3 separate regions of the Mus musculus genome follow, and regions 2 and 3 are each linked to region 1. The links are chromatin loops, found by intact Hi-C in ENCODE. Cell type or tissue: left cerebral cortex. All regions are shown on one strand.

Region 1 (2,500 bases):
TGGCTTCTCTCCCTCTCTCTCTCCCTCTCTCCCTCTTTCTCCCCCTCTCTCTCCCTCTCTCCCTTTCTCTCCTTCTCTCTCCCTTTTCCTCTCTCCCTCTCTCCTCCCCTGCCCCCTCTTGGATCTTACCAAGGAGCTCTTGTATTTTGGGTTGGGGATCTTCCCTTTGCCAGTGGATGGAGTCAGCACTGCCCATCACATCTGCTTCTGCTCAGTCATTCCCAAAGAGTTTTATTTTAATAGAAGTAGTTTGGTTTTCTTAGGTATGAGTTTATTCTCCAAAACAGTTAACATTTCAATGTCAAAGAATGAATAAAACAGCCAAGTGGAGTTGCCAACACCCATGAATATTCTAGTTTTAAAATCAAGATGAAAATCCCTTATGATGAACATTGAAAAGTGTTCAAATTAATTTTTGGCATTAAAAAAATATTTTCAGCCCCAGTGAGTGCAGCTTAGGGCAGAATTCCATTTTGTTGCCTGTGACACGGAGGAGTGAGGGAGGCTGCTGCTTTCTGGCACTGTTATGGCAAGCTCTGGGTGTGGTGCGAATGTTGCTAACTAGGATGAGAAGTAAGTGTGGGTGCTGTCTGGGGTGCAGATGCTTTCTGAGCAAATATATATATGACAAGTAAAGGCTTGGGAGACAGTATGCCAGCTTTCTTTATTTGTTCTGGAGTAATTTGGTTCATTCAGTGGGATGTGTGAGTGTGAGGCATTTTCTTCACCAGATGGCTCCAGTAGCTTCAATGGGTGTTTTCTACTCCAAGCTGTGCACAGTTGGATGTGGCTAGATGTTGATGTTATCTCTGTTTATGCTCTTGTGGGACCTCTCTACCCCCACCAATAGCCAATGCTCTGAGTTGTCTTTAAGTAACAGCAGATCTCAGCTCCAATGAAAAAGAGAAGCACCTTTCTCATACCTGCACCACAGTAGGCCACGTCCTAGGGGATCATCCAGCCCTGTGTCAGGATGCTCACCTCCCCACAGGGCATTCTAGGAATGCCAATGGTCTAATACACCCCCAATCAGCAGCAGATGAGTCACTGGTAAATATCCCAGACTTTTGTCCTTCAGACAGAACATTCAGAGGACCTCACAGAAGGTTCCCAGTGGGTTGGACCTCAGTTGTCTTCATCATGACTCATACCATCTTGTCTCTTGGCTTTAAAGTCTCTGCTTCCCTTCACTTTGTCTTCCCCCTTGTCTGCCTTTCTAGGATATCTCCAAATAAACTTCTCACTCTAGATCCTTCTCATATGTCTTTGAAGAAAAGTTAGACCAAGAGAAAATTGGATTGAAGCTGAGACTCAGGAGGTTGTTCAGTCATGTTTGAGGGCCATGTTGAAAGCAATGTGTGTCAAGGTACCAGTCTATGGCAGGTTTTGTAATGTCATTGTTTCATGGTTAAAAAGAGGTGAAACTGGTTAAAGAACATTTATTGCTGTCATAGACCACAAAGGAGGAAAGAAAGGAAGGAAGGAAAGAAGAAAGAAAGGATTGATTATAGAAACCTTGCAATTAAGACAAAATGAGGATAATTTTCATGAAGGAATAAGTCAAACATTGAAAAAGGACAGCCATTATTACATGGGGATTTGTAGAAGAGCCAGATTACATATTTACAGCAGTGCTAGAACCCAACTGTTCTTAAAAAGTAGTCAAATGTGTAATATGTTTATTCTTTTTTTGACTTGTAAACCAATTTTTTAAAATAATATTTATTGATTGATTTATTTTTATTAGATATTTTCTTTATTTACATTTCAAATGTTATCTTCTTTTCTAGTTTCCCCTCCAGAAACCCCCTCTATCCTATACCTCCTCCCCCTGCTTCTATGAGGGTGTTCCCCCACCCATCTACCCACTTATGCTTCCCTGTCCTGGCATTCCTTTACCCTGGGACACCAAGCCTCTATAGGACCAAGGGCCTCTCCTCCCATTGATGTCTGACAAAGTCACCCTCTGCTACATTTGAGGCTGGAGCCATGGGTCGCTCCATGTGTAGTGTTTGGTTGGTGGCTTAGTCCCTGGGAGTTCTGGGGGGTCTGGTTGGTTCATATTGTTGTTTCTCCTATGGGGTTACAAACCCCTCCAGCTCCTTCAATCCTTTCTCTAACTCCTCCACTGGGGAACTCATAGTCAGTCCAATAGTTGGCTGTGAGCATCAGCTTCTGTATTTGTCACACTCTGGCAGAGTCTCTCAGGACACAGCTATGTCAGGCTCCTGTCAGCAAGCACTTCTTGGTTTCCACAGTAGTATCTGGCTTTGGTGCCTATTTATGGGATAGATCCCCAGATGGGGCAGTCTCTGGATGGTCTTTGCTTCAGGCTCTGCTCCACACTTTGTCTCCATATTTGCTCCCATGAATATTTTGTTCCCCTTTCTAAGAAGAACTAAAGTATCCACACATTGGTCTTCCTTCTTCTTGAGCTTCATATGGTCTGTGAACTGTATTTTGGGTGTTTTGAGCTTTTGGGCTAATATCCATTTATCAG
Region 2 (2,500 bases), 220 kb after region 1:
TGCTGTGTTTGTAATGAAATCTATTTCTCTTTGATGATCTCAATTAAAAGAAGTTAAGAATTAGAAGTGTGACTTTAATTATTTCTTGATGTATCTTGTTCTTTTTTGCCAAGCAGAGGGGGAAAAGCTAGCAAGCAAGAGCTTCTGTGAGGATTTCCTGAGCTAACTTTTGCACAAGGTCTCTGAAATACGTTGTGCTTCTCAGGGATGTGTACTAGCCATTGATCATCGCCAAGGAAAGGGCAGGGAATCTTTGCTACTGGATTCTTATAAATAGTTCCAAAGTATGGAGATGAAATTACAGTTCTCTATAGCCCCTTATCTCGGGTCAGACATTCTGGTTAGGTCTAGATGAGTTACTCCCTTCATCTATCAACTATTTACCATGTATAATATGAAAGCCCTCCCCCCAACCCTCAGACTCAGGTATTGAATGCTTGGCCTCCAGCCTGTGGCAGTGTTTTGGGAGGCTGTGAATGATTGCTCCTTAAAGTTGTATTTTCAGGTATTTTGTCATAGCAATGTAAAGTACCTAAGCTAGTGGCTGGTAGATGGTGATCAACTCTCAGCAGCTTTGTCTTCAAGGGGTTAAAAGCTATGTCTGCTTACATGGGTGGTACCTTGGTACAGGTAGGTGGAGATTGAAAGCTTGGAGTTACATAGTCACTTCATCACCACCAAGTCATCTAGAGGTCTCAGTAGAAGGATTGTCAGGTTTTCTACAGGAAGACTCAATGTTCCTGTAGAAGTGTTGAAAAAAAGATGGAGAACCGAAGCCACCAATTTTGTAAGGCCTAGCATCTAAACATGCAGTGCCACTCGTGCAACACATGGTTTTTCAGCCAAAGTATCCACAGAGCCAGCTACAGTTAATGTGAGTGTCATAGACTCCAGATGGTAGTTGATAGCTTGCCAAAGGAAATGTGGATCTTATGAATCTTATCTATCCTTCTACAGCACATTTCACACAGAACAATAGCCCTCATTATCTCTCAGCAGATACATAAAAATTCTGCTTCCCTTCAGAGCACAGCCTAGGATGCCCTTCCCTTCATATGTACAAAACTAGGTAATGAAGAATGCTGAACTCCAAATTTAATAGATACCCGTGGTTGTCCCTGGGACAACCTTCAAATTACTTAATTAAAAAACATTAGATATTGGACTGTGATTCTGTTCTGAAGCTGTGTTGGGAGAGAAAGTATTTTTGAAGAGAGAAACTTTTCTTAGCTTTTGTCTCATAAATTTTTATAAATTTTAAGATGGTCACAGACTTTGTGGGTGGGAACGTAGACATCCTACTACCTACCCCCCCACCCTGACACATATATTCACAGTTAGTTTGTTCAAACTATAAATAAATCTTTTCCCAAACTGTGTTTCCAAATTTCCTTTAGAATATAAAGAAGCTTGGCTGTGGTTTTATGAACTTGTATCCTGTAAAACATTGTATCTAAAAGTCTAGTGTAAAATTGTACTACCTGTCTTCTACATTTACATATAAAAAAGCTGAAGAGACATGTTTAGTTCTTCATATCTTATGGAATACATTTATAGAAGAACATAATGAAAGGTTCAATTATATCTATTTACCATAAACTAATTGAGACCCTTTGTGTTCTCTTTCATGTATGCCAGGAACTGCTTTAGATCCTCGCAAGACTAAATGAATCACTACAGTCTATTGATGGTGGCTGAATGAGGGGAAGTCAGTTTTCTACATGGATGAGGTCCCTGGTAGGTTACATACATAATCCTAGTGGTCACACAAAAACACGTTGAGCAACACTAAATTGACTCGGTAGTTCTCTCTCTCTCTCACACACACATACACACATACACACACACACACACACACACACACACACACACACACACACGTGCATGCAAAGACAAATACAAAGGGTCAGATGAGCATACATATCAGAGTGAGTATGGAACACAAGAGGAGTTGGAGGGGAGGAAGAAGGGTACAAATAATAGAAATGCAGTATTCATGTATGAACTTCAACAACAAATAAAACATTTTTTTAGAATATTCTATTTCTATTTTTAATATTTTTATTAGGTATTTTCCTCATTTACATATCCAATGCTATCCCAAAAGTCCCCCATACCCTCTCCCCAACCCTCCTACCCAACCACTCCCACTTTTTGGCCCTGGCATTCCCCTGTACTGGGGCATATAAAGTTTGCATGACCAATGGGCCTCTCTTTCCAGTGATGGCCGACTAGGCAATCTTTTGATACATATGCAGCTAGAGTCAAGAGCTCCAGGGTACTGGTTAGTTCATAATGTTGTTCCACCTATAGGGTTGCAGATCCCTTTAGCTCCTTGGGTGCTTTCTCTAGCTCCTCCATTGGGGGCCCTGTGATCCATCCAATAGCTGACTGTGAGCATCCACTTCTGTGTTTGCTAGGCCCAGGCATAGTCTCACAAGAGACAGCTATATCTGGGTCCTTTCAGCAAAATCTTTTTTAAAGTAAAAAAATGTATCAT
Region 3 (2,500 bases), 350 kb after region 1:
AACTCAAGGCAGAGGAGTACCTTTCTTTCAAAACCAGAGAAGATGTTTCTTTCACAGTCTTTCTGTCTGGGCTGCATGCAGGGTACATGATTTCAGATACCCCTTACCCCTTCCTTTAATCAAAGATAGAAACTGTGTCTTTGCTCTGTTAAGGCACAATGCACAGTAACTCATTCTCTGCAGACCGGTCTGAATCCAGGGTCTTCTGAGAAGGTACCCTTATATGTTAGCTCAGCAAGTGAAATTATCAATTTTGCTATTTAAGAGAACCACAGAAGTCAGACCATCAGTTCTTTCTTACTGTACCTGCCCCATGCTCCAGTGAATACTCAAACAATATCCCTCAGCTCAGGGGAACATGTTAGAGTCAAACCTCCTGACATGCCTCCAATACATCTATGTGATGTCATGGTAACATGGCAGGCATATTCAGGTTGTTGTTTTCCAGAAACAAGAGTGAGTCTCTTGTCTTCACTGTGTCTATACCTACCTGTTCATGTGTACCTGTGAAGATTCTAGGAGAGCAGTAGCTGCTGGAAGTTCTGTTCTTTGGGGGCGTGTGAGAATCTATAGTCAGGCTTAGCAGTTGTTATTTCTTTGGAATTTTGAGGATCATTAAAAAAAGAAGATCTTTTAAGATTTTTGTTTTGTTGTTCTGTTTTGCTTTAAAGAAACCCTGTTGAGTGTGTGAAGAGTTACAAATTCACAGATTTGGGACCTGGGTGGTCATTTTAACTTGTTATTTACTCAAGTCACACCCTAAGATTAAAATTTGATTTTTAAAAATTTGTGCTTTTTATTGACCTTATTAATGATGACTTAAGACAGTTTAAGATCTCAAGATTACCCACCTGAGCATATGAACCTTTTAATTCTACCAATTCCCCTCAGGTTGATGACTGAACTTATATTTTGTGCATTGATTCTAAGATATGATTTATCTTAATTTTCCTTACTACTCTTCTATATGATGTTTTTAATTATAGTGACATTATAATTTTGATACCTACCTCACCTTAAATCTCTCAAAACAGATCATAAATGTGAAGAGGTTTTAGGTCAACACTTCTATGTGCTGGGTTTTGGGAGAGAAGAATGAGTTCTCTAGAGTAAGGTTTTGTCAGATGGCTCTAAAAAAAATCTTATAAGAGAATGTCACCATCAGAAACTCACTGAAACAGGAACGTGAGCCAGCATGACAGTAACAACTTCTGTGTGTGTGTGTGTGTGTGTGTGTGTGTGTGTTGGGGGGGGGGGATGGAACGGGGGGGGGGGGGGAGGGGTGAAGAAGCTCTCTCTCATGCAAGTTAGTCTTAGTGTCCTCATGCTGTCCTCAATGCCAGGCTTTAAAATAAGCGTGAGGATGCTGCCACCCAGTGGGCTTATGAATATAAACATCTTTCTCCAAGGCCAGTAATTTAGATTCTCATAACCTGAGGCTTTAAGTAAATGAATGTTTTAAAACCTATATAGAACATACGTATACCTTGCTGGGTCTACTGTGCCTTCAATACATGTTCCTTTAGACATTTCCAGTCAGTCAATGGCATAAACAAACTTCTTCACAGGTATTGAAATCACTGCTGCTTCCTTCTGAGCTTGTGGCAAATATGTTTTAAGATAGACTGGGAGAGCTAAAGTCTACAGACTTGATATTATTATTTTTATTATCAACATCGTTATTGAAATTAACTTATCTCATGCAAAACACCAGACAGCAGTTTTCCCTCCCTCTGCTCCAGAACTCCCTGATAATTTCTTTTCTTTAGAAACACTCCTACCATGTCACCTGCCGTTTCTCTGAAACATTTCTCATTATGGAGGGATGGTAAGATGCTAACGTAAACAAACATTGCTTCCTTCGTCTCCAAGGTTATCTGCCCATTTTCCAGTCACTTGGAATGGCCAGTTCTCTTCAGAGGAACAGTGAACTTAATGGACATCAACTCATCTCCAAATCAGAGACCACCCAGCAACTAGTACTCTGGAAGCTTTCTCAGTTCTTTACTTTCTTAATTTTTTTTTTCCAAAAAATTTACGGGCATGAGTGTTTTCTCTTCATGTATGTCTGTGTGTCATCGTTATCATCAGAACTGGCTTTCTATTCTCTGAAGAGAGATCACGAATTTTGCTTAAACAATCCTTTTGAGTTCGTGAAGTGCCCTCCACACTGACCCATGATAAAAAGTCATTCAAAAAGGTACAGGGGTCAGATTTACCTTCTGACCTAAAATATTGTAATGCAATTGATACAATGATTTACCCAGAAAGCTGGTTATAGTACTAACGGAGCTATGACAGTAACACATTATGTCATTGAAGACAAAAAAAATAAATTTCAAGAATCATCAGAACTGGGGGAAGAGCTGCTGTGGTTAGTAAGTAGTTACCTACAGGAAAGAAGTCCTTCCTCAAATATTGCTTTCCTACTTCTCCTCATCTTTTTCCTCTAACACCCACTTCCTGTCCAACTCCTCCAACTCTTCTCACTCCTCCTTTT

The links. Hi-C counts contacts between places; a loop is a spot of excess contacts. Peaks named below come from ENCODE experiments on the same cell type or tissue, not always from the same donor. Only the 100,000 strongest peaks of a DNase experiment are listed, where the experiment ranks them.
Region 2: it touches region 1 in a loop (11-fold over the local background); 3 of 42 quality-filtered maps call a loop at or near these places.
Region 3: it touches region 1 in a loop (6-fold over the local background); 4 of 42 quality-filtered maps call a loop at or near these places.

Annotation. Positions count from the first base shown.
Region 1 is chr2:149,766,842-149,769,341 of GRCm38, reverse strand. The region is part of intron 1 of Gm14133 (predicted gene 14133); the gene reads left to right. Among named protein-coding and RNA genes, the nearest start is that of Gm14133, 31 kb to the left of the region's middle. In left cerebral cortex, no CTCF peak of the experiment used is centred here; DNase peaks (open chromatin) are centred at 609 and 1,115; H3K27ac peaks cover 233 bases.
Region 2 is chr2:149,544,287-149,546,786 of GRCm38, reverse strand. No RefSeq gene overlaps it. Among named protein-coding and RNA genes, the nearest start is that of Cst10, 140 kb to the right of the region's middle. In left cerebral cortex, no CTCF peak of the experiment used is centred here; DNase peaks (open chromatin) are centred at 880 and 1,257.
Region 3 is chr2:149,421,617-149,424,116 of GRCm38, reverse strand. No RefSeq gene overlaps it. Among named protein-coding and RNA genes, the nearest start is that of Cst10, 18 kb to the right of the region's middle. In left cerebral cortex, a CTCF peak has its summit at 1,393 (motif pointing left); a DNase peak (open chromatin) is centred at 1,362.